Linked DNA regions of Homo sapiens: all the other regions are linked to region 2. Evidence: chromatin contacts called from ENCODE Hi-C or POLR2A ChIA-PET data. All regions are on one chromosome and are shown on one strand. Each heading gives the region's core, a stretch centred on a gene start or an enhancer-like site at or near the end of the contact. The rest is flanking DNA. Distances are from core to core; before and after follow the strand shown.

Evidence for each region. Hi-C counts contacts between places; a loop is a spot of excess contacts on that map. ChIA-PET counts read pairs that join two places held with the same protein, here RNA polymerase II (POLR2A). Pooled maps may share reads with other maps.
Region 1: a loop to region 2 is called in a map of CD8-positive, alpha-beta T cell, with 10 times the contacts of the local background. The contact joins the promoter of WDR25 here to the promoter of PAPOLA in region 2. A Hi-C loop is called at or near these places in 1 of 168 maps with a recorded cell type or tissue (CD8-positive, alpha-beta T cell), 1 of 37 single-sample maps with no recorded cell type and 9 of 50 pooled maps.
Region 3: a map of natural killer cell shows a loop between it and region 2 (21-fold over the local background). The contact joins the promoter of BTBD7 here to the promoter of PAPOLA in region 2. A Hi-C loop is called at or near these places in 3 of 168 maps with a recorded cell type or tissue (B cell, CD8-positive, alpha-beta T cell and natural killer cell) and 9 of 50 pooled maps.
Region 4: a loop to region 2 is called in a map of naive thymus-derived CD4-positive, alpha-beta T cell, with 10 times the contacts of the local background. The contact joins the promoter of EVL here to the promoter of PAPOLA in region 2. A Hi-C loop is called at or near these places in 1 of 168 maps with a recorded cell type or tissue (naive thymus-derived CD4-positive, alpha-beta T cell), 5 of 37 single-sample maps with no recorded cell type and 8 of 50 pooled maps. POLR2A ChIA-PET finds 5 or more read pairs at or near these places in 1 of 52 experiments (endothelial cell of umbilical vein).

What each region holds. Positions count from the first base shown.
Region 1 is chr14:100,374,382-100,378,231 of GRCh38, forward strand. WDR25 (WD repeat domain 25) reads left to right here and starts at 2,104. Exons shown (of 7, transcript NM_001161476.3): 1 at 2,104-2,114. It overlaps WARS1 (tryptophanyl-tRNA synthetase 1), which reads right to left and starts at 966. Exons shown (of 11, transcript NM_004184.4): 1 at 902-966. RefSeq lists enhancers at 918-1,057, 1,068-1,427 and silencers at 1,938-1,997, 2,188-2,237.
Region 2 is chr14:96,496,861-96,504,605 of GRCh38, forward strand. PAPOLA (poly(A) polymerase alpha) reads left to right here and starts at 5,522. Exons shown (of 22, transcript NM_032632.5): 1 at 5,522-5,740. The coding sequence starts at 5,733. PAPOLA-DT (PAPOLA divergent transcript) reads right to left here and starts at 5,466. Exons shown (of 1, transcript NR_122121.1): 1 at 4,788-5,466. RefSeq lists enhancers at 4,227-4,823, 4,824-5,418, 5,336-5,595, 5,419-6,014, 7,170-7,671 and 1 more and silencers at 4,934-5,277, 5,716-5,835.
Region 3 is chr14:93,326,948-93,334,372 of GRCh38, forward strand. BTBD7 (BTB domain containing 7) reads right to left here and starts at 6,089. Exons shown (of 11, transcript NM_001002860.4): 1 at 5,873-6,089. It also overlaps a transcript of UNC79 not described here.
Region 4 is chr14:100,059,731-100,066,690 of GRCh38, forward strand. EVL (Enah/Vasp-like) reads left to right here and starts at 5,692. Exons shown (of 14, transcript NM_016337.3): 1 at 5,692-5,781. The coding sequence starts at 5,771. It overlaps LOC124903379 (a long non-coding RNA gene), which reads right to left and starts at 4,314. Exons shown (of 2, transcript XR_007064329.1): 1 at 3,400-4,314. RefSeq lists enhancers at 5,166-5,215, 5,566-5,655, 5,706-5,785, 5,836-5,975, 6,356-6,435 and 1 more.

The sequences.
Region 1 (3,850 bases), core at 854-3,353, 3.9 Mb after region 2:
TCAAGGAGAAAGCTAAAAAGCCTCTTGAAAATTAACCCCCAGTTCCCCCTTTTCAAGAACTTGAATCTTGTGCTCATTCTGAAAGTTTCCACTGTGGTGGAGGAGCATAATAGGCACTTAAAGAAACTGGGTATTGTATTGGGATGAGGAGTGGAAAGGACTATAGAATTGTTTAACAGAACAACATGATAAAGACTTGGGTTGCATCAAAATCATCTCACAGAGATCAGGGCACGCTGATTCTGCAATCTGGGGAAGGGTGGCATCAAGACAGCCAATTCTGGAGCAGGTGAGAAGAGAATGTGGCCCAGGAGTGTTTCTGGATCCCTGGAATACCACCAGGAGGTAGAATACCATCCTTTCTATCTTGGCCCCAGAGTGTAGGTGACAATACCTTTGGACTGGCAAGTTCCCAGAGGACAAGAAAATGACTTCTTTAGAGCAAGGATTTCTTGACACCTTTTGGGACCCATCATGTTCCATTTTTTTTAAACACTAAAAGAAAGATTGCTTTCCCCGCCAAATAACAGCATGAACATTATCTTAAAAGGCAAAGACATTAATTTCTATGAAGCCAGGCACGAGACACTTTTGGGTGTCACAATAAGAATGACAATACGTTCTGATGTTGAGCACAGAAGGAGGGTGCATCAGTGAAAATTATGACAGACAGCATGACGGTGCTGAGAGGCAAGCTACGGATCCAAGCCCGCGACTGCTCAGCCAGGATCTCTGTTCCCTATGGGAGCAGTGAATCACCTGAACTTTGGGTCAATGGAAGAAGTAAAATGCATAACACCCTAATCCTAAGACACAAGTCCTGACCCCCTAAACCAAGGTTTTCAGCACTTTGCTAAAAACACGAACAAGCTCTAAGCCTGGCAAAGATGGCAATACATACCCAGGTTGTGGAAGACACTGCAGAGGTGGCCACTGGTCACGCTGGGCAGTTGAGCTGCTGAGAGTGCCCTGCCCAGCCAGAAATGGTCTTTAATACTCTTCCCCTCTTTCTTTCAGTTTCCCTTCTGAAAAAAGATGCTTTTGTCTTTCGTTCTCCCCACCCTGCATTCAGCTAAGGGTTTCTTATAAATCACCCAGATTCTCAGAAACACTTGAGCTCTTGACCAACCTTCTTGATGAGACTGTCCAATCAGGGGTGGGTTGCCTGGGGGGCCAGGTTGAGACCAATGAAACCCTCTTGAGAATCGAGCCATTAGCTGGTCATTGCATCAGCCACCCCTCACCCCCCGCTGGCCTCCAAATAACCTCCCCACCCTCTTCCCGTTCCCCACCCTCAGCGTCAGTGTGACTGATTTTGTGTAGTCGTGGGCGGTGGAAAGAGAAACTGTAAATTCCCCGCATCTGTTCACCGAGGCGGCACAGTGCAGTGGAAAGATCAGGAGTTCTGGGGTCACAGACGCCTGGGTTTCAATCCCAGCTTGGACTTATTCGAAACCTTGGGCAAGGGTCGCATTACTTTTCTGCTTCCCCTTCGGTTTCCTCATCTGTGGAATGGGCATGGAGAAGCCTGCTAACATTACCGTTGAGGGGACTAAGTGCAACACTACGCAAAGCCTCTGGCACATGGCAGGCGCTAAATAAAAATGGGGGCCTCTCTCCTCGGGAAAAGCGAACAGGCGGAGACGATGAAGGGTGCCAGTGGGAAAGGGAGACGGGGTGGGTCGGCGGCGCTCAGAGGAAAGGGGCGAGGGGTCGGTGGCAGGCTCCGCGCCTCACAGTGCCAGAACGCGGCGGGCAGCAAGCCGGGCTCTAAGGATACTCCCGGGAGGGCCAGGCCACTGGGCGCCGCGCCAGCGTCCCTCCATCACTCCCTCCCTTGTTTCCTCACTCCGCCCCGGCCTTACTCCCCTCGCTTACCCTGCCCAGCCGGGCCAGTCAGCGCTCCCGGCTCAGCAACCGGCTGTCTCCTGGGCGTCCGTGGAAACGCCGTCCGGACGGAACAACTTCCGGCCCGACGGCGCCGTCATTGGCTGTTCGCGCGGGGGCGGGGCAGAGGCCGCCACTGATTGGCTGGCGGCCGCGGCGTCGCGTCGGAACGTGACTGGATGGTAGTGTGCTGGCCGGTCTGCCTCCGGGAGAACCGAGCGCTTCCGGTGCGTGTGGTGAGCGGCGGGCCCCGGGCTGGAGGGGCCGGGACTGGGCAGCGCCTAAAGCGCCCCGTGCCGCTTAACGCGGTCTCTCATAGCCGCTCGCCTTCCTTTCACTTCCTGTTCCTTCAGAAAGCGCTGTGCCTTGGACCAACCTTACTTCTTACTATTGACAGCTCAGCTAACTCCTATTCATCCTTCAAAACCCATCTCTGGTCGTATCTTGTTTGTTGCTTTCATCGCTCTGGGGCCTCCGGGGGGATCTGTGTTTTGTGTTTGATTTCCACCCACACCAGACCCAGCATAGGGCTTGACAAAGAGTACGTAATCAGGAAATGTTTGTTGAATGGGAATATCCTATTTCTTTTACTTCCTAGCATCTCCCCCTCCCACCCGTTTGCATTCCAGAAATATTTTTAGACGCTGGGCATTGAATAGTGAACAAAACACAGAAAGTCCTGTCCTCATGGGGCTGACTTGCTGATAGTGACTGTCAGAGTCACTCGCTCCTTCCTTAGACTCTTCTCCAGTGTCCCTGCCTTCCCTTCCATCTTACTGTCTGTTCCTCTTCGTTTAATCCCTCATCTCCTTCCAGAGGGAGCACGGGCACCCTGGTGGTGGGAATCTGGGTGCATGGTGGGTGGTGCCTGGGCAGAGGAGTTGAGAGTGGCCTCGGGACCAGGCTTAGCATTTAGAGAACAGAAATGCCAAATTATTTGCAGTGCACGGTTCCATTAGTTTATAATTAGTCTTTCATATTATATTAGTTCCATTGGAGATGAGCTGGCTGGCTGGCTTTAGAAGTTGTTGTTGTTGTTGTTGTTTTTTGAGACCAAGTCTCGCTCTGTAGCCCAGGCTGGAGTGCAGTGGCGTGATCTCCACTCACCGCAACCTCCGCCTCCCGGGTTCAAGCAATTCTGCGGCCTCAGCCTCCAGAGTAGCTGGGATTACAGGCGCGCACCACTGCACACGGCTAAATTTTTTTTTTTTTTGTATTTTTAGTAGAGACGGGGTTTCACCATGTTGGCCAGGCTGGTCTTGAACCCCCGACCTCAGGTAATCCGCCCTTCTCGGCCTCCTACAGTGCTAGGATTACAGGCGTGAGCCACCGCGCCCGGTCGTTTTATTTAAACTCTGGCTTTGCGTGTGGAAGTTGTTACCTGCCTGGAATGGGCTGCGAACGGGGGCGGCATTACTAGAGGAGGCTGACTACAGACATTTATGGAATGATGACCTGACTTGTAGACCAGTGGAACCCTCAGGCGAATGATGCCACTTGGGGGAAAGGTGTGGAAGAGGTTGGGTGGTTGATTCCAGGGGACATAGAAACCCATTGTCTAGAAGAAGAGATGGGTAATAGGCTGTCTGGAATGACTTAGAAAAGGACTTGGAGGGAATCTGTTGATGCTGACCTGACTCCACCTGTTGGGGGATGGAGGCGGAGCTTGGCGTGTTTGATTAAGGTTGGGTGCACTGGGTTTTCTTGGAAGTCGGTCTATTGCCTGAGCGTTCTGTGCTGTTCCACCGCGCCCTCTGCTGTCCTAGGAGTGCCTAGCACCCTTCTTTTTCTCTGGATTGTGCTTGGTGCTAACAGCACAGAAGTAAAAAATTACCAAAGCACTTCTTTCTGGGAACTAATTGATAACCATGTATTGTGTATGATGGTTCAGAATTTCAGAAAGATTTTTTTTTTTTTTGAGACGAAGTTTCACTCTTGTCGCCCAGGCTGGGGTGCAATGGCG
Region 2 (7,745 bases), core at 4,272-6,771:
ATTGGATAAAAATGCTTGTATTATTATTTTTATTTTAGTAATTAATAAGTCTGATCTTTGATTTTTTGAAAAGTATTGGCCCAGTGGATCATCAGAGTTCACTACTGGGATAAAAATCTCTGTGTCACACAGTATCTCCTACGACTACTCCTAAATGACAGCAAAATACAATCCATGTAGTTCCCAATATATGAAGAGCTTCTGTTCTCAAAAACATTTTCAAGCATTTTTTGTTTGTTTGTTTGAATACACTGTGGGCTTCTGGGAACCAGTTTTGAAATTCTTTCCACTATTTATGACACTGTTCTGTGGAAAATGTAGTCCCCCGTTATCTGGGGTTTCTCTTTCCTGTTTTGATTACCTGTGGTCAACCGTGGTCTGAAAATAGTAAATGAAAAATGTTAGAAATAAACAACTCATAAGTTTAAAATACCATACCATTCTGAGTAGTGTCATAAAATCTTGCACCTTCTTGCTCAGGTGGACATGAATCAGCCCTTCGTCTGGTGTTTCCACACTGTATACACTGCCCACCAGTTAGTCACTCAGCAGCCCTCTCCGTGATCGGATCAACTGTCAAATATTACAGTGCCTGTTTTCAAGTCACTCTTATTTTACTTAATAATGGCTCCAAAGTGCAAGAGTAGTCATGCTGGCATATTGTTGTAATTGTTCTATTTTATTATTGTTGCTGTTTACCTCTCACTGTGCCTAATTTATAAATTAAACTTTATCATAGGTACATATGCGTAGGAAAAAAACATAGTAAATATAGGGTTTGGCACTACCCTCAGTTTCAGGCATGTGCTGGGACTCTCTGAAGGTATCCCCTGGGGGTACAGAGAGACTACTATACTTAAAATTCCAGTAGAACACATCTTCCCCCTTCTCCGCAGCCACAAGAAAACAGGCACTAGGTGATGGGGCAATAGTCACGGAGACCAGCAGCAGCTGGAGGGAGGTGTGGGCAGGACTCAGGACAAGCAAGGCAAGGGTAACAGTAGACTGTTACCAATATACTATTAATTGGTCTTCTCTTACTCTTCACTTTCCTTGGCTAGAGTTTTACTCTTAACTGGGTCCTAAATATGATCTGTGAGCATCTAGATTATTACTCATTCATGAAATTTGAGTTGGAGTAGTCGCTGGGTGTATATAAGGTCCTTCCAGAGCCAAAACATGATTCCAAGCCATGATTCTTGTTTTCAGAGTTTATAATGTTTCCAGCCCAAATTTCTCTTCTTAGCTCCGGAAGCATATTTTCAACTGCCTCATAGACATTTCTGAATGTCCCACAGGCAGTTCAAAATCAACACATAGCTACTACTCTCCCGATCTCATCCACTCACCCAGTTATCCTCCTCTATTTCCTATTTCATTTATCAGTAGCTCCAATCACTGTCACCCGCCCCCACTCAGAACCTCCGAAATCATTTTGGTCTTCTTCCTCTCCATCACCTCTCCCATCCAGAATTAACTATGCCTTCTAAATCTTTCTCAGATTGCTCCCTTCTTCTCTTCCTTATTTCTTCTTCTTTTTTTTTTTTTTTTTTTTTGAGACGGAGTCTGGCTCTGTCGCCCAGGCTGGAGTGCAGTGGCGCGATCTCAGCTCACTGCAAGCTCCGCCTCCCGGGTTCACGCCATTCTCCTACCTCAGCCTCATGAGTAGCTGGGATTATAGGCGCCCGCCACCACGCCCGACTAATTTTTTTGTATTTTTAGTAGAGACGAGGTTTCACCGGATTAGCCAGGATGGTCTCAGTCTCCTGACCTCGTGATCCACCCGCCTCGGCCTCCCAAAGTGCTGGGATTACAGGCTTGAGCCACCGCGCCCGGCTTTCTCTTCCTTATTTCAAACTTCATTTCTCATCTGAAGGATTGCAAGAGCCGCCTCACCCATCTTCCAGCTTCAAAACCTCTCCTAGTTCAAATTCATTCCTTACACTTTCAGTCATCTTTCCAAAAATATAAATGTAACCTAACTCCTGTTTTAAAACTTTCAATGGCTCCTCCATTCACAAAAACAAAAATTCAAAATCGCTCAGAATTAACTTCAGGTCTCAGCTCAAAGGTCAGTTCCTCTGAAAAGCCTTCTCTATCTGAAGTTGGCCTCCACCACAACTCTAATGCCTGGTTTATTAATGCCGCTTATCACCATCTATAATTCCTTTGTCTGTTTATGGAGTCATTATATGATCTCCCATCTCCCCCTACTTCCTTTATTTTTGAGACATGGTCTCATTCTGTCACCCAGGCTGGAGCGCAGTGGCATGATCTTGGCTCACTACAGCCTTGACTTCCTGGGCTCAGGTGATTCTCCCACCGCAGCCTTCAGAATAGAGGACACAGGTGTGCACCACTATGCCCCTTATCTTCTGCCTCTCACTTAACTTTGCAGCTTTATTTTCACCACTCCTCACTAAATATTTTGTGGTTTAGTCACTTCAAAAGTTTCCCTTTCTCCAAATAAATTATTTGCACGTTTTAATTTTTATTTATTTATTTATTTATTTCTGAGGCAGAGTTTTGGTCTTGTTGCCCGGGCTGGAGTGCAATGGCACAATCTTGGTCCACTGCAACATGTGCCTCCTGGGTTCAAGCGATTCTCCTGCCTCAGCTTTTGAGTAGCTGGGATTACAGGCGCCCACCACTATGCCCGACTAATTTTTGTATTTTTAGTAGAGATGGGGTTTCAACATGTTTGCCAGGCTGATCTCCAACTCCTGACCTCAAGTGATCTTCCAACCTCAGCCTCCCAAAGTGTTGGGATTACAGGCGTGAGCCACTGCGCCCGGCCTCATTTTATTTTTAAAAATTGTTCTCTTTACCTGAGATGCCCTTCTACTCCTTCTGTCCACTTACCAAACCCTAACATATCAGGACGTGTCTGAAGTGACCTCTTACATGAAGTCTACCTTGACTCCATCCTCAATCCTCAATATTGTTCCTTTTAAATGCCTTAGGCAAGTAGCGTGATATCTAGCACATTCTAGGTACTAAATATTCATCAGCTGTGCTATCTAGCTGCCTCATTCTATGGAAGGCTGAAACAAAAATAGTTTGAAGCAATTATAGACCAAAAGCATGGATGTTTAGCGTCCCTCTCTTCACTGCCTTCTGAGATGCCTGGCAGAGGACAACATAAGCTGAAAAAGTCCCCATTCTTTTATTCATAAAGTACATCGTTAGTGCATTTTTTTTTTTTTTTTTTGAACAATGTCTTGCTCTGTTGCCAAGCTAGAGTGCAATGGCATGATCAGGGCTCACTGCAGTCTCAACTTCCTTGCCTCAGGTGATCCTCCCAACCTCAGCCTCCCAAGTAGCTGGGACTACAGGTGTGTGCCACCAAGGCCAGCTAATTTTTTTGATTTTTTTTTTTAGTAGAGACAACGACTTGCCACGTTGCCCAGGGTGGCCTAGAACTCCCGAGCTCAAGGAATCCTCTGCCTCCCAAAGTGCTGGGATTACAGGTGTGAGTGAGCCACTGTGCCAGGCCCCAGGGCATATCTTTACAAGCTGCTTTGAAGTCCATAGCCTTAATACATTATTGAATTATCTGGATCTCAGATTTTCAGTCTTTTAGGGACAACTATGCTACTGGGTCTCCAGCCAAAGCCACCTTGATGACAAGAGGAAAAGAGACTAAATGGAAGAAATGACAATCAAATATAAGTCTGTTTGCAGATCAGCACTATTTAATGGAAATGAAGGCCACATATATAACTTAAAATTTTCTAGTGGTCACATTTAAAAAAACAGGTAAAATTAATTTTAATAGTATATTTTCTTTTTTTTTTTTTTGAGACAGGATCTCGTTCTGTCAACGCAGGCTGGAGTGCAGTAGTGAGATGACGACTCACGGCAGCCTCCACCTCCCACTCCAGGGATCCTCCTACCTCAGTCTCCGGAGTAACTGGGACCACAGGCAGGAACTACCATGCCCAGCTAATTTTTTTTTCTTTTTTCTTTTTTTTTTTTTTTTTTTAACTTTTTGTATAGACGGGGGTTTCCCTATATTGCCCAGGCTGGTCTCTAACTCCTGCCCAAGCGATCCTCCCACCTCAGCCTCCTAAAGTGCTGGATCACAGGTGTGAGACACCGTGCCCGGCTTACATTTTCTTTACTGCAATATATCCAAAATATTTCAACGTGCAATCAATATAAAAAGTGATCAGTGAGGTATTTCACATTCGTCGAACTGACACCCGTGCGTATTTTGCACTTCCAGTGCCTCCTAAACGAACTAGCCTCATTTCAAGTGCTCAGTGGCCCTAAGTGGCCAAGGGGCTACACTAATGGACAGGGCAGGTCTAGGTCCTGTGTTTTTCCCATTCGGAGTCACCAGTCCTACTAGACATTCTGTGAAAAAAGGGAAAGCCTTTGTGAAACTTCCTGAGGACTCACAAATGCACATTATTACATTTAGAGTTTAGAACTTTGGTTAAGGCAGCGTCCTGTATTTGATTCTTTCCCTCTTCCTCTCCGCTAACCCCCTATGTGACACCGTAGAACTTATAATTCGTTCTAATTCGCAGATGGAGGGCATATGAGAGAGGAGGCTCTGCCTCAAACACTTTCTCAAACTTTTGCCGAGGGGTGGCGAGAAGGTAGACTTCCAGGTCCCACCCGATATAGATTAAGGGCTGGAAACACAGTCAAGGGGAAATTATGACCAAGACAACCTTTGCTAAAATGCCAGCGGTGACTGCCATTGATGTTCCTATAAAAGGTCAGCTCTGTCAGGAAGTTCCAGTGCATCATTTGTTCAAAAGTAAAATCAGCCCGTGTTCCAGAATTCGCGGACTGTCGTCAGTCCTAACCTACACATTTATTCGTTCAACAAATATTTCAGCGCCTGGGTCAGGCATCAGGAATACACTGGTGGTTAAAACAGACGGAAAGCTCCATCTGGTGGGACGCAGTCTGGGAGGGAAAGGGAGTCCTGGGGACATGTTTTCGTCGGCTCTAGGCTAAGCACCTCTCGCCGTAGCACACGGGGTCGGCACCGCTGCCCGGCGAAGTACTTGTTACTTTGCAGTCCAGTACGAAGCGGCGGAGTAACCGGTTCCAACCCAAGGCAGCGACTCATGCGAGTCGTTCTAAGCGCCGCGCTGGGGGGTACATACGGTGCACGCGTGGGTGCCTCACCCCCTGGCAGCGCCTCCAGGGACGCTGCTCCGGGAAAGAGCAGCCGCCGCGACCTCAGGCGGCGGGAAAGGTGGGACCTCACAATGCGCCGGAAGCGGTGCCTCGTGGCTTGGGATCTCTCCGGGTTCTTCCTTGCGCCGTCCACGCCGCACTGCCCACGAGGGCGTCCCCGCCCGAGGGACAACTCACCGCCCGGGGCCTCCCTGAGCGTTCCCTTCCACCATCTGACACCCACTGCTAAGTGTGAGAGGACCCAGGGGGTAATTGCCGGGCCGCAGGCGGCCTTAGGAACTCCGCTTCCCGTGAGGCTTCGCGGCGGACGGCGCTGGTGCGCAGGCGCACGCACGGCGTGCGTGGTGGCGTCAGCAGTTCTAGAACGTTGCTGTGGTAGCGCTCGGGCGCCATGTTAGGACGAAGGGGAAGGAGGAGAAGCGCTTAAAGCGGCGGGAGCGGTGCGGGAGAGGGGTTGGACCCAGGGCTGAGGCAGGCCCCCCCCTCCCTCCCGCCTCAGTGGATCATGCCCAGGGCGGCAGCGGCGGCGGTTGCGGGGGGGAAGTGACTGGGCGGTGCCGGCGCCGGAGACGATGCCGTTGTAAGTAATTTGTATTCTGTTTTCTTTCGCTCGCCGGCTGGGCCTTGGGGGGCGTCCGGGAAGGGGAAGAGGTAGGCGGAGAGGGTGGCACGCGAGCCCGACCCTCCCCGCTGGTAGGAGGCAGGCAGGACTGGGGACCTTCCTGTTTCCTCGCTCGCTCGCCGCCGCACTTCCCCCCGTGTGCTGGGTTCCCGCGTCCCCCGACCCTTCCTGGCTGGGTCAGCTGCCGTCGGGCCGGGGGCCTTCCCCTTCCGGAATTGCTGGCGGAACCTCTAACTCGCCCGGCCACTCCAGCTTCTCCGCCCCGTCCACAAAGAAAATCAAAACAACCCGAAAACAAAACATTGCCTGGTGGTGGGGAACCACGACCCTGCTGCACGCGGGATCAGCACTTGGGGTTCGGGCTCGCTCTCGGCGCCCCTCGGGCCCATTCGATGTTGCTTTTCTGTTCCTGGTCTGTCTCAGTTTGCTCACTCTCTTCCTCCCATTTCCAGATGCCTGTCTTGTGCGCCGGAGTTAGCCCCTTTCCACTGACCTTGTCTGAATGTAGGAGCACGAGTTAAAAGCCCAGCTTTGAGCGTTGAGTCCGCCTGCCTCCACCTCCGCCTCCCTAGCATTCACAGGCGGTCGGAGAAGGGGGCACTTCACAGGGTGCCCTCCTCCAAAACGACTTATGTATTGCTTTCCCTGTTTTGTTTTGATGGGGTAACCAGGTTTCATTCTGTTTCCTTCTTTCTCTATCTCTGGTGATACTTTTTTTTTCCTGGTTGTAAGGCTTGAAGCTAGTCTCTTTATGCTTTCTAATGCCACTGCGCCTTTTTCTTTTCTTGGTGGGTTTTTAAAAAGTTTTTTTCTCCCCTCCCCCTTTCTGATAATGAGATATAATTTGGCAGCTCATTGCCAGTAGATTACGGATTTTTTTTTTCCTGCAAATATACAGCATTGTAGAGGCCTAAATAGTGAGACTGCATTTCTTCCATTTTTGAATATTGAAGCGTAAGAGTGCCTCTTTGAGACCAGGGACCGAGTTTTCTTCATCTTAGTAGCCTCAAAACGCAACATGTAATTGACACTCAAAGTTTTGGTTAAATTCAGGATAAAGATTTTTGTGGTTTCTAGACATCGAATGTAGTAACTCAGGTCTATTTTTTTTTTGTAAGTAAGGATAATTTCTTTAGCACATAATCACCGATTGTAGTTTTACAATTATATATGTGTGTGAATGTGTTTCTTTACAGGTGAGACTCTAACTTTGGCACAGACCTTAATGACTTCTATCGCAATTTATGTATTTTAAAAGGATTTTCCATGGCTCCCACCCACCCCCTTAGGTTATTAAGAAGTCTATCACATTACTTCTGTGATGAAAACGTTTGTTAGACTTAACTAACTATACAGGTCTAAAATCTTGGAATCTGCATGGTTTCTGTTTATTGATTTTTCCCTTTCATAGAATAAGAGACCCTAGGAGAACTGAGTCTAAGCAAGATTGTTGTGGTGTTTCTCAGTTCAATAGGAGATAAATGTTTGCAGTGATGTCGTGATGACTGCGTTATTAAGTTAACATTTTGCTGTCTTTGAAAAGGGACTTCTTTTTCTGATAATCATACCAGCATTAAAAATGATAGATGTAAACCTTAAAAGGCTTCAATGAAGAAATAACATTAAGTAATTTGTGTCTTATTTCTAGGAATTAAAAGTACTTTTATACCTACTTTCCCCCAACATTCTTTGAAGAGGGAAGGTATACATTTCTGTGAAAGACCTTAGGTATTTCAAATTCTTCGCGAGTTAGTTCAAGTGTGTAAAATGGAAGACGGGGCCAGGCGCGGTGGTTCACGCCTGTAATCCCAGCACTTTGGGAGGCCCAGGCAGGTAAATCGCTTGAGGCCAGGAGTTTGAGATCAGCCTGGGCAACATGGCGAAACTTCATCTCAACAAAAAACACAAGTTAGCTGGGCGTGGTGGCTCATGCCTGTAATCCCAGCTACTTGGGAGGTTGAGG
Region 3 (7,425 bases), core at 4,839-7,338, 3.2 Mb before region 2:
CAGGGAAAATGGTTTTAAATAAAGCCTAGGCAACACTGCAAGGCCCTGTCTCTCACAACAAAAATTAGCCAGGCATGGTGGCACGTGCCTGTATTCCCAGCTACTCGGGAGGCTGAGGCAGGAGGCTTGCTGGAGCCCAGGAGGCCAAGGCAGCAGTGAGTCATGACTACACCACTGCGCTCAGCCCGCTGTCAAAGTGAGACTCTGTCTCAAGAAAATTAAAAACTGGTAAAATAAAAATAAACATTATTTCCATTAAAAAATTATATAATAATATGTTTTTTACTTTACTGGGTTAAACCTTACTCTTCTGCTTCTTGATTCAATTAGCAACTTCACTGAATGCCCCTGTGCCAGGCACAGTGCTAGATACTAGAAATACAAATGTGAGCCAGTTGTACTATAGTTATTCAGACATACATCTGCATAATTATTTGAGTAATGTCAGTCTTCCCCACTAAATAACTATAGTATTATTTTTATCAATCAAAACAGGTCTGTAAATGTACAAAGATGATGCCTAAAACATCAACTTCATGATAATATATTATTCTGTCAATGACTCCAGGATTCTCTCACTCACCAGGCTAGAAATTCTTTCTTTTCAGCACCCACAAATGATTTTTCTTAAAATACACCTGTTAAAACACTCAACAAACCAGGAATATAAGGAAACTACCTGAACATAATCAAGGTCTTATATAAAAAACTCATGTTAGTATCATATTCAACAGGGAAAGACTCAAAACGTTTCCTCTAAGATCAGGAACAAGCCAAGGATGCCTGCTTTTACCACCTCTAGTCGACACAGTACCGGAAGTCCTAGCTGAGATTAGGCAAGGAAAAAAATAAAAGGCATCCAAATTCGAAAGCAAGAAGTAAATTAACTGTTTGCAAATGACACGATCCTATATGTAGAAAACTCCACAAAAAAGATTCCACACACAAAAAAACTATTAGAACTAATAAATCAGTAAAGTTGTAGGATACAAAATTAACACACAAAAATGAGTTGCATTCTTAAACATTAACAATGAACAATCCAAAAGAGAAATTAAGACAAGAATCCTATCTACAATCACATCAAAAAGAATAAAATACTTAGGAATAAACTTAGACAAGGAGACAAAAGACTTTTACACTGAAAACTAAAAAACACTGCTGAAATAAAGACACAAATAAATGGAAAGATATTCCATGTTCATGGACTGGAAGACAGTATTTAGATGTCAACATTACCCAAAGCAACCTAGAGATTCAATACAATTCCTAACAAAATACTAATAGCCTATTTTTTGCAGAAATAGAAAAACCCATCCTAAAATTCATATGGCATCTCAAGGAATCCCAAACTACCAAAACAATCTTGAAAAGAACAAAGTGGAGTCTCACACTTCTTGATTTCAAAAGTTACTATAAAACTACAGTAATTAAAATAGAGTGGTATTGGCATAAAAACAAACTTATGGACCAATGGAATAGAATACACAGCCCAGAAATAAACCCTCAAACTTGTGGTCGAATAATTTTCAACAAAGGTGCCAAGACCATTTAATGGGAAATGGACAGTTTTCTCAACAAATGGTAATGCAAAAACCACGTATATGGTAATAGATATCCACACATAAAGACCTAAATTAAGAGCCAGAACTATAAAATTCTTTAAAAAAAAAAAAAAAAAAAAAAAAAGGCTGGGCACAGTGGCTCACACCTGTAATCCCAGTACCTTGGGTTGAGGCGGGAGGACCACTTGAGTCCAAAAGTTCGAGACCAGCCTGGGCAACATAGTGAGACCCCATCTCCTCAGAAAATTTTAAAAACTTAGCCAGGCGTGGATGTACGCACCTGTAGTCCCAGCTGTTCGGGAGGCTGAGATGTGAGGGCTGTTTGAGACCAGAGTTCAAGGCTACTGTGAGCCATAATCACACTAGTGTACTCCAGCCTTGGTGACAGACCCAGAACCTATCTATCTTTAAAAAAGAAAGAAAACATAGGGGAAAAGCTTCCTGACACTGGATTTAATAATGATTTCTTGGCTATGACACCAAAAGCATAAGCAACAAAAGAAAATCTAGGTAAGCTGGATTTCATCAAAATTAAAAACTGTGTGTACATCAAAGGACGCTATCAACAGGGTGAAAAGGCAGCCTACAGAATGGGAGAAAACATTTGCAAATCATGTCTGATAAGGGATTGATATTCAGCATACATAAGTAACTTCCACACTCAACAACAAAAAAAAATCCTAATTAGAAAACAGGGAAATAATGTGAATATTTTTCTAAAAAAATACAAAAGATCAATAAGCACATGAAAAGATGCTTAACATCACCAATCATTTTTAAAAAATGCAAACCAAAAACACAATGAAATATCACTTCATACTCATCAGGATGAATATTAGGAAAAAAAAACCCAAACAGCAAATAACAAGTATTGGTGAAGATGTAGAGAAACTGGAACCCTTGTGCACTGCTGGTGGGGTTGTAAAATTTTCTGGATATAAAATTCATAAAATAAATGAAAGCAGAGACTCAGATATTTTAACATCCATGTTCACAGCAGCTTTATTCACAACAGTCAAAATGTGGATGCAACTTAAGTGCCCATTGAGGGGAACTTAACAAAATATAAAAATAACATACAATGGAATATTATTCAGCCTTAAAAAGAAAGCAAATTGTGACACATGCTACAATATGGATGGACCTTGATGACATTATACTAAGTGAAATAAGCCAGATATAGAAGGACAAATACTGTATAATTTCACTTATACGTGGTACTTACAGTAGTCAAAATAAAAGAGACAGTAGAACTGTGGGTGCCAGGGGCTGGGGGTAAGGGAAAATGGACAGTTTCGGTTTAGAAATATGTAGTCATGAGCCTAAGAAAACTCCAAATGAAAGAATTCTACAGATGGATGGTGGTGATGGCATGGCTACACAACAATGTAAATGTACTTATGCCACAGAACTATACACTTAAAAATGGTTAAGATGGTAAATTGTATGTGGATTTTACCACAATTAAGCCCACAGATATCTGCTATCCAAATCCTTCCTACTGACTTTATCCGGGTCTAAGATCTCCTATTTGGGTTACTACAGCAGCTACTGTCTTCCTTGGTTCATTACATTCTCTCCTCACTCTAACTTAACCTGTAGATCATTAACAGGTTTACCTTCCTGGTTTACCACATTAATCCCTGGCCTCCAAACTTTCAAAGGCTCTCTATACCTTGCACAACAGGATAAAAGTAGAAATCTCCTCAATTCAGCACTCAAACTCTTCTACAGACAAATAGCTTTCCAACTGACTAAAGTTTCCTAACGAAAACATTCTCCTCAGGAAATTCAGTTGTCAGCTCATCCTAGTCTCCTTCTATTTCCCTCCCCCTAAGCTAATCTTCACTTTACACTCTTGCTTTTTCCTCACAAAGTAACTGCTACAATCTCTCGGTAAATCTAAACTTTCATAGGCCAGCTCAAATCCGAAGTTTCCCAAGTTCTTTGGACTCTTGGGGTCTCACTCATCTCTCTCTACCCTGTATACCAACAGCATTCTTTGCATTAGTAGAACTCACTAGATTGTCTTCGAGACTCATGTTGGTACACCTGATCTTTCCAATAAGAACTTGAGGGAAAAGTCTATATGTTAATGGCAAAAACTGCAGTTACTTTTGCACCAACCTAATATTATGTTTCTTTCCTTTCTTCCACATCATTCATCTAATGCAAAACAAAAAGCAGACCTTCAACAGTCACCTATGTAATTTTGGATGTGTGAGCTTCCGTGACTAGAATCTGAAATCAGAATAACTTTGGCATTACTGCACTTCCGAAGGTTTACCTGAGACACACTATAAAAATGCTGTGACTCAAGATGATACCTGGAAACTAGGTAGTGTAACCTAGAAATCAACACAGGTGCTTTAAATCCTAAAATCAGAGTCTGATAGAAAAACCTTGTTTAAATGCTGGTGTTGGGACACAAAACAATACAGTAGTCAGGTTTTGTGGGACAGAATATTGACCTATGAGTTTTACTGAATTCATGCAAGAATGAGCCATGCTAAAACTGGGTGAAAATGTAGTCATGAGCCTAAGAAAACTCCAAACGAAATATCACTCCGTTTTTATTAAGTTCAGGTTAGGAAAAAAAAAAAATCTTCATCAGTTACTTGAAGTAGCTGTCAGAATGAGACAGAGGCTCTCATTTTCGCTTTCAACTTTATTACACCAAAACCCTATGGATAGGGGTAGGTAGTGAATGGTGAAGAATGCAATCAATGAAAAGTAAGCAGCTCAGCAGTGTAGTAACAATGAGCTCTCTAAATGGGGTAATGGGGTGTAGAGGCCTACATCTTAGTTTTGGTCTAATCCATCGCCAGCTGTAGGATCCACAACAAGTCACTCGCCTCTCTGGGTCTGGTTTCCCGGCTCTAAAACAATATTCACACCTTTAGATCTCTAAAAGTTTTTCTGACTCCAAAATTCCATGACAAGTCTAATAACAGTTGCTATTAACAACGTATGATTCTTGCAAAGCAATTTCAAGTCTTTCTTCCACATTTCAGGAAGAAAGCAATTCATTTCAGCAATCTAAAGGAAACAGATGCTATTAGGGACAAAAGATTGTTAGTTGACCAGACCGGGCGCGGTGGCTCACGCCTGCAATCCCAGTAGTTCGGAAGGACGAGGCGGGCGGATCACCAGAGGTCAGGAGCTCGAGACCAGTCTGGCCAACATGGTGAAACCACGTCTCTATTAAAAATACAAAAACTAGCCGGGCGTGGCAGCGGGCGCCTGTAATCCCAGCTACTTGGGAGGCTGAGACAGGAGAATCGCTTGAACCTGAGAGGCGGAGGTTGCAGTGAGTCGAGATCGCACCACTGTTCTCCAGCCTGGGTGACAGAGCGAGACTCCGTCTCCCCCCCCCCAAAAAGGTTGTTAGTTGAAAAAGCTAAGTAATTCTGTAAAAATGTCTACTTTCTCATTACAGTAAGATGTTTTCGCAGAGTTAACAGTGCTCTGGTGTAGATAACCAAGACTGCTTCTGTAAATTAGGCCTACTCCAGAGTACTTATTATCTGTGCTGGTATGTGAAGACGTGCAATTGTAGTTCACAGGAGAAACAACACTCCTCAGAGTTTCTTGAAAAACGGTGAGAAAGTTCTCACCCTCGGGGTAAAGCTAGCAAACACTGTGCAAATAAGGTACTGAAATATGCACACTTTTTGCCATTCAAGTAGTCCAACAAGCACAGCCTCCTCTTCTTTATCAAACACTCGGTATTGTCTCCCTCCCAACCTGTCAAAGCTCAATTCCAGGTTTATCCCGCAATAGTAACTTACCCGGACAATCTAACTTCCCCTGGGAGTAGCAGTCCTCAGGCCTGCTCCCTTCCCAGACCCCGCCGGCCACTCTCACGCCCACCCCTGGCGGTCGCAACCCCGCACCCGGGTAAACACGCGCCCCCGTCTCGGGAGCGGTTTCTCAGCGTCCTGGGAGCGACGGGTCCCGCCCCTCGGCGCCCGGAGCCCAAAGCCGGCCGGGCTGCCGTCGCGACTCCCTCGGGCCGCTCTCCCCGCCCCGAGCGCCACACCTCGCGCCCCTGCCCCAGGGACGGCGGCGCGCTCCAGCCCGCCCCTCGGAGCGCACAGAGACCGGCCAGTCCGGCGCCGCCGCGCCTCAGCCCCAGACGGACGACTGGCCCCTCCCCGCCCGGCGCCCCAGCGCCTCCCGCGGCGGCTTGGCCCCAGCCCCGGCGCCCCCACGCCTAAGAACAGCCCCTTCCTCTCCCGGACGCCCCGCGCCACACCGGACACAGCCTCGGCTCCACAGCCTCAGAGACACCAAGGGACACTCACCCCGGAGGCTCCTCCCGCCGCTGCTGCTGCCGCTGGGACCGCTGCCGTCGCCTCCGCCGCCGCCGCCACCAGCACCGCCGTCCGCACCGGCGCCAGCACCCCCGGCCATCCTCCTCCCACCGCCGCCGCCGCCGCCCTCTCCTCTCCTGTCAGTGGCTCAGGCTCCGGGACTGCTCCAGGTTCCCCTCGCCGCCATTTTGACTCCTAGACGGAGCAGGAGGGGCTCGGTTCGGCGTGGCCCTGGGGCGCCTGCGCGGCGCTGCGGAGCCGGCCGGAGCCCCCGCCCTCCCCTGCCGTCGTCCCGCTCAGGGTCACGTGGCCCGACGTCGCCGCGCGAGTCGGGCCGCGTGGGGGGGCGGTGCGTTCGCTGGATCCATGGGAGCGGAGTGCGCGCGCATTATTTTTGCTCGTCGGCTGGGAGCCGGGCGTCGGGTCGCTGGGAGTTTGCCTCTTGTGGCAGCATCCTGCTTAGTCCAGCGAATTGTGACACATTATTAAATGTATCAGAATATAAGAACTGTGTCACTACTACGTCACCAGATGGCCATTTCCACGAATTCATGTTTCCGTTCGGCGGCCGGCGTCCCTCGGGTGGTCGCATGCAATGAGTGCATCTTTCTCGAGAACAACTCTTCCGCGGAAAGTCATTGCTGACAGTCCTGGCATTCCGGTGGCTGCTTCTTGGCAGTGAGCACTTGTCTATCGTAAGCACTTGTCTGCATGGTACTTTTACAGGCACCACCTTGCTACTTGTGTAGTAGGTTAAAAAATAATCTTTAAGACACTGAAAAGTTTTCCTTAACAAGATACCCCTGTAAACAAAGGACAAAATTGATGAAAACACACAGTCGCCACGTGGGAGAGCCAAGTCGCTCTTCCCTAGATGCCCCTTGTTTGGGGGTTTGCAATAATTTCAGCGATGCAATAACAAAAATACTGTATTTATGGGGCACTGTCGTTTTCCAGAGAGATCCATGGTTTCATTTGAACGCCAAAGCCACCCTTTGTGGTAGTCAGGATAGGTGTTTTTATTGCTGTTTTACAACCAAGGAGACAGGCTCAGAAATACTAACAAGTAGGCAAGCCAAGATCAGAACCCAGGCATTCTGAACCCAGTGAGGAGGCACCGTTACACCTCCTTTTCCTCTGATAGACATTAGCAACTCTGGGAATTTATTTGAAAGTATTGTATTTGCATTTTCAATCTCTACCCATTGTTTAACAAGTTTTGTGTCACACAGTTTTTTGTTGTTGTTGTTCTGAAACCACCTCTAAGCTTCAAAGGATAAGAGCAATTTGGAATTTTGTGATGTGTTTTTAACCATCTCTTGACCCTCCATTATTTTATGCTTTTCATATTCAGTTGGAGACAATATCATTGTTGTTTTCCTCTGGACTTCCTTCAGATTTGTATTTTCCTCACCCTCATTCTTCATCACCTTACTTCCTTGAAAAGGATAGCTCTTTCCAATTTGTATTACTTCATTTTCTTTACCCATCTCACCCTTTTCACCCTCTTACCCAATCCTTGAAGGTTTGGAGATTGTAGCAGA
Region 4 (6,960 bases), core at 4,442-6,941, 3.6 Mb after region 2:
GGTGGTTGCAGAGGAGGGGGATACCCTAGGGCTAAGTTCAAAATGGAAATAGAACTGAAGAAAGGTTTGAACCAAGCTTGGTAGCACCAAAAGGATCTGCCAGTAATTTCCCTGACTACCAGAACAGACTTCACATCTTTAAAGAAAGATAGCATAATCCAGACTTTCTGCAATGTATCATACAGTATCTAACATACAATCATAAGTTAGTAGACATATAGAGTCAGAAAATATGACATATACTTAAGGGGAAAAAAGCAGTCAGTAGACCCTGAAATGCTCCTGAAGTTGAAACGAGCAGGCAAGTTCTTCAAATTACCCATAATAAATATGTTCACAGACTTTAAGTAAAAGGTGGATAAAGTGAACAAACAGGAAATCCCAAAGGAGAAATGGAAATTATAAAAAACTTGCCCAGTGCCGGGCGCGGTGGCTCACGCCTGTAATCCCAGCACTTTGGGAGGCCGAGGCGGGCGGATCACGAGGTCAGGAGATCGAGACCATCCTGGCTAACACAGTGAAACCCCGTCTCTACTAAAAAATACAAAAAATTAGCCGGGCGTGGTGGCGGGCGCCTGTAGTCCCAGCTACGCGGGAGGCTGAGGCAGGAGAATGGCGTGAACCCGGGAGGCGGAGCTTGCAGTGAGCCGAGATCGCGCCACTGCACTCCAGCCTGGGCGACAGAGCGAGACTCCGTCTCAAAAAAAAAAAAAAAAAACTTGCCCAGTGAAAATTCTACTACTGGAAATGAAATGAAAAATTTACTGGATGAGACTAAAAGTGGATCAGAGATCCAGAAGAAAGGGTAGTGGACTTGGAGACAGATCAATAGATATCTAATCTGAAAAATGGGAAAATATTTTAAAAAGAATTACCAGTGCCTTGTGATAATATCAGGAGGTCTACATACGTGTAATTGGAGTGCCAGAGGAAGAGGAGAAAGAGAATGAGGCAGAAGAAAAATAATTGAGGAAATAATGACCAGAATTTCCCAAATTTGGTGAAAAGCCTTAAATTACATACCTAAGAATCTCAGTGAAACCCTAGCAAAATGAATGCAAAAAGAACCACACCTAAACCCATCAAAGTCACACTGCTGAAAACGAAAGAAAAAGAAAATATTAAAAATGACCAAAGGAAAAGGGATCCATTGCATACATTATATGTGAATGATGGCTGACTTCTCAGAAACCATGGAGGCCAGAAGACAATGAAACAATACCTTTAAAGTGCTGAAAGACAAAAAAAAAAAAAAAACCTCAGTATTCTCTATTCACAAAAAGTGCTTTGAAGCTTGAAGACAAAGATGTTTTTCAGATAAAAGAAAACTAAGAGAATGTATTGCCAACTTACCTGTTGTACAGAAAATCCTAAAGGAGGCCAGGCATGGTGGCTCACGCCTGTAATCCCAGCCCTTTCGGAGGCTGAGGTGGACGGATCCCTTGAGACCAGGAGTTTGAGACCAGCCAGGGCAACATGTTGAAACCCTTCTCTACAAAAAATACAAAAATTACAAAATACAAAAAATACAAAAATACACCAGACATGGTGGCACATGTCCTTAGTCCCAGCTACTCAGAAGGCTGAGGCAGGAGGATCATTTGAGCCTGGGAGGCAGAGGTTGCAGTGAGCTGAGATCACCCAGCTTGGGTGACAGAGCAAGACCCTGTCTCAAAAAAAAAAAAAAAAAAAAAAAAAAAAGAAATGCTAAAGGAAGTTCCTCAGGCTGCAAAAAAAAAAAAAAAAAAAAAGATACCAGGAAATTCAAGTGCTCGGGGATGGATAAAGATTACCAGAAAAGAGAAATATATGAGTAAACCTAAAGACTTTTATTTCTTCAATACACGCACACACGCACATGACTTGAACAATCCCGGGGTTAGGGTACTGGCCCCTCGAACAGTTGAAAATCCACCTAAACTTTTGCATCCCCCAAAATTTTAGCTATTAAGAGCCTGTTGTTGACAGGAAGCCCTACCAATAACATAAGCAGTTGGTTAATACATACTTTGTATATTATGTGTATTATACACTGTATTCTTATAATTAAGCTAGAGAAAAAATTTTATTAAAATCATAGGTGAAAATATGTTTTCATTAGTTTCACTAGTCATTAATTGGAAATGGATTATCTTAAAGTTCTTCATCCTTGTCATCTTCACATTGAATAGGCTGAGGAGCAAGAGGAAAAGGAGGGGTTGGTCTTGCTGTCTCGGGGTGGCAGAGGTAAAAGAAATTCCATGTGCAAGTGGACCTGGGTCAGGCATGGTGGTAGCTCATGCCTGTAGTCCTAGCACTTTGGGAGGCTGAGATGGGAGGATTGCTTGAGCCCAGGAAGTTGAGGCTGCAGTGAGCTGTAATCATACCACTGTACGCCGGCCTACGCAACAGAGTGAGACCACATCTCAAAAAAAGAAATAGTAGTATAATGGACCTGTGAAGGTCAAACCTGTGCTGTTCAAGAGTCAGCTGTGTGTATATATATATATATGTATATATATATATATGACTGTCCAAAACAAAAATATGTAACATTGTATTTTGAGTAACATATGACAGCTACACCATAAAGGATGGGAATGGAGAATGAAATTATGCAATTATGAAGTTCTTAACATTTTACTGAAGTGGTACAATATTAACTCTAAGTGTACCCTACAAAGTTAAGAATGTATATTGTAATCCCTAGAAAGACCTCTAAAAAAAAAAGAGGTATAGCTAAAAAGTCAATAGAGAAATTCAAATGGAATTCTGAAAAGTATTTAGTTTACCCACAAGAATACAGGAAACGAAGAACAGAGGAACCAGAAACAGATGAGACAAACAGAAAACAAATAGCAAAGTAGTAGACCTGTATCCATCTACATCAATAAACTAAATGTAAATAGACTAAATACCCCAATTAAAAGATAGAAATTGTCAGACTGGGTGAAAATGCAAGACTCAGTCATACACTACCTATAGGACATACTTTAAATACAAAGATACAAATCGACTGAAAGTGAAAGGATGGGTAGTAGGCAGAGTAATGCCATCACCCCGCCGTAATCCCTAGAACCTGTGACTGTGTGACTTTACATGGGATGGGCATGGTGACTCATGCCTGTAATCCTAGCACTTTGGGGGCCAAGGCAGGAGGATCACTTGAGGCCAGGAGTTTGAGATCAGCCTCGGAAACATAGCAAGACCCCATCTCTATTTAAAAAACTGTTTTCAAATTAGCCAGGCATGATGGTGTGTGCCTATAGTCCTAACTACTCAGGAAGCTGAGGTAAGGAGGATCACTTGAGCCAGGAGTTTGAGGCTGCAGTGAACTATGATCACACCACTGCATTTCAGCCTGGGTGACAGCAAGAGACCCTGCCTCTAAAAAAGTAAATAAATAAAATGTTACCTTACATGGCAAAAAGGACTCTGCAGACGTGATTAAAGTTGTGGACCTTGAGATGGAGCGGTTATCTTGGATTATCCATTGGGTCCAGTCTAATCACACGAGTCCTTAAAAGTAGAGAACCTGTCCACACCGCGGTCAGAAAGAGATGTCACTGTGGAAGAAGGGTCGGAGCACTGCTGCGTGCTTTGAAAGTGGACAGAGGGGCTATGAGAAAGCAATGCAGTCAGTGTCCAGAAGCTGAGAGAGGTGAGCAAGAGAGACCTATGTGGAACTTCTGATGATGTTGGGCTTCTGACCTCCTATCATCTTACAAAACTCTAAGATAATAAGTGTGTGTTGTTATAAGCCACTCAGTTTGTGGTAATTTGTTACAGCAGCCGCAGAAAACCAATGCTGCATGGAAAAATGTACCTAACAAGAGCTTCAAGAAATAGTGACAGAATTAAAGAGGGAAATCCACAGTCACAGTTGAAGATTTCAGGACCTTTCCCTCAGCAGTTGATAGAATAATTAGACAAAAACAAACAACAGCAACAAAAAGTAACAAGGACGTAGACGTTCTGAACAATACTATTAACCACCATGACCTAATTGACATTCTAGAACACTGCACCCGACCAGTTTCAGAATACACATTCTTTCCTTGTGCATATGCTACATCCGCCAAGGTAGACTGCATGCTGGGCCATAACGCACATTTTGATAAATGTGAAAGGATTGAGATCATACCAGGAAAAACAAAGGAAGAAGTCACACCAAATATGTTCTCTGGCCCCAGTAGAATTAAATTGGAAATAGGTAGCAACAGATATAGGAAAACACCAAATATTTCAAAATTTAACGAAGCACTTATCAATAATCCATGGATAAAAGAAGAAATCACTAGAGAAAATTAAAAATATTTTGAACCAAAAGAAAAAAGAAAACTGCAATACATCCAAACTGTGGTTTGCAACTAAAACAGTGCTTAAAGGGAAATGTATATCATTAAAAGCCTTTTAAAATGCATTTTTAGCATTCAAAGTGCATTCATCTCTCCAATTAGAACTGATACTTCTTTTGTACTGTACTCTGTACAGCTGTTTTTCACTATATCAATAATATTTTAATGGATCTATTAAATATTTGCTAACATTATCAACCTCTTCTTTTCTAAACCATAAAAGTCCTTTAAGGACAAGTACAGTCGTTCTCAATTTTTTGTCTGTGATTTCTAACACAGTGCATGCTTCTTAGTGAGTTCTCAGTAGATTTTGAAAGAAAGATTGGACTGGATCTTACCTTCATGAGAACCCTGTGGAGATAGGCAAAATAAGTATAACCCCATTTTACAGTTGAGGCCACCCACTTAATAAACAAGTGACAAAGCCAAGTTTCCAGTATTCCTCAAGTGTTTTCCTTTCAGGCTCTAAATTGCTGACTTAAATGTCATCATTAGAGAGAGTTGTCTCCTCGGTAGAAGTACAAATTTTGTTCCAGAGTCAAATATGAAGACTTGATCAGTGGCCTGGCGCGGTGGCTCACGCCTGTAATCTCAGCACTTTGGGAGGCCAAGGCAGGCGGATCACCTGAGGTCGGGAGTTCGTGACCAGCCTGACCAACATGGAGAAACCCCGTCTCTACTAAAAATACAAAATTAGCTGGGCATGGTGGCACATGCCTATAATCCCAGCTACTCAGGAGGCTGAGGCAGGAGAATCGCTTGAACCCAGGAAGCTGTGGTGGCGGTGAGCCAAGATCGTGCCATTGCACTCCAGCCTGGGTGACAGGAGTGTGAAACTCTGTCTCAAAAAAGAAAAAAAGACTTGATCAGCTTATAGCCTTTATCATCTAGTCTTCTATTCTCTGGAGAGTCAGTGGGGACTCTTCCGAGTTCTTGTAGCCTTTTCTTAAGGCCTATAGGAAGTCATCTGTGCTGAGCCTGCACTTTCTATAACAGATGGAAAACTGAAGCTCAGACATCTTAAGTGGCATTGACTTAGACTATAGAGCTAGTTAGTGGGGGGCCAGCACCATGACCTGGCCCCTACCTCCAGCAGGCTTCACCCACCCTTGCACCCTTGCAGGAAGCACTTAGAGGCTTGAGGTTGCCAGCTGTGGGGGGTTGGGCCTGTGCAGTGCCTCTCAGCCGCCCACGCTGGTGGGGCTCTGCAGTGTTAGCTTCTTGTTTCTCTATTTTCTACCTAGGTTTCAGTTTTTCACTTGGGTTTGTTTCCCCTTTGTCTCTGGTTCAGCTTCCTTTTCCTGTTTGGTTTTAAGTAGGCTATAAAAATCAAGTTGCTGTCTTCAGAGGGTCTGTGGTCCTCTGATCAACATAGGCTGGTGGGAGTACAGGACTCGCCTCCTCAGGGTTCCCTGTGCTGCCACTTTTCAGCCATGGCCACAAGGTGAGTATTGGAACCAGTGCAGGGGACAGAGGGATGTCAAGAGGAAACCTAGAATCTTAACGGTGAATGGGCTGTAGAAATTATCTCAGGTCCCCTTAGTATACTGATCGAGAAGTCCATGACCAGAGGGCAGGGGGCTTACATGAGGTTACACAGCAGGTTAGTGACAGTCTGCTCCCTCTCTAGCCGCTGGTCTTTCCATTACACAGGCCTGTGTCTCTTGATGCCTGTGACCTTTAATGGCTTCTGAGTCAAGGACTTACTTAGAAATTAGCACCTGCCTCTCATTATAGGGAGGAGGGTCTGAGCCATCTAGGGGAATTGTTGTTTAGCTCAGAGGTACATTTGGTGAGTCCTGGCCCTTCTCTCTAGAATGACCCGAGACTGGTTGTTTTTTCTAAATATAGGCAGAGAGGGTTCTTTTTATGATAGGAACTTCATGAACTTAATAGCAAGAGTCCTGACCCTCCACTTGAGAGACTTGTGGACTTAGGCTATTGCTGTTGAGCACATGTGTGAATACCAGCCAGTCTACAAACCGCACTCCTCATTGAGATTGTTCTCTCTAAAGGTGAGATTACATTTTGGACCTGCCTCTCCCCTGCCCTACAACTCTGAAAGATTATAGATGATAGGACAGACAGACTTTTATCCTGTGGGGTTTGGGGCATTTGTTTGATTGACTCATGACAGCTTTGTTTTTTAGCATAAAGTAACAATCCCTCACTTTGAAAATTATTTCACAATTTCCAAAGTGCCATTTCGCCAGTTTTCTTATTTGAATCTTTTAGCCGTGTTAGATTGATGAGAACGCTGTCATCACTCCTGTTTCGTAGCTGAGAAAACCTCTGAAAAGTTGTGGGGTTTGTCCAAGGTCACATGGCAGGTTGGGGAAGGAATGGAACCAGGGTTTAACGAGGTTGGCCTCATCCGGTGGTTTTCGCAGCACGCTACACAGGCACAGAAGCAGCTTGCAGTGAGTTGTTAAAATTGACGTGGTGATAGGTAGAACTTGTCCAGGGCTGCTTATTTTCCAGTTGGCTTTATTTCTGATCCTGTCATTTTAGTAACTTTCCTTTAACTTTAGAGGACTCGTGAGTGGAGCTTTAGAAAACAGAATGCTTTTCATTTCAAAGGCATATCAACTTCCAAAGTCATTTTCAGTTGTAAATTACATTG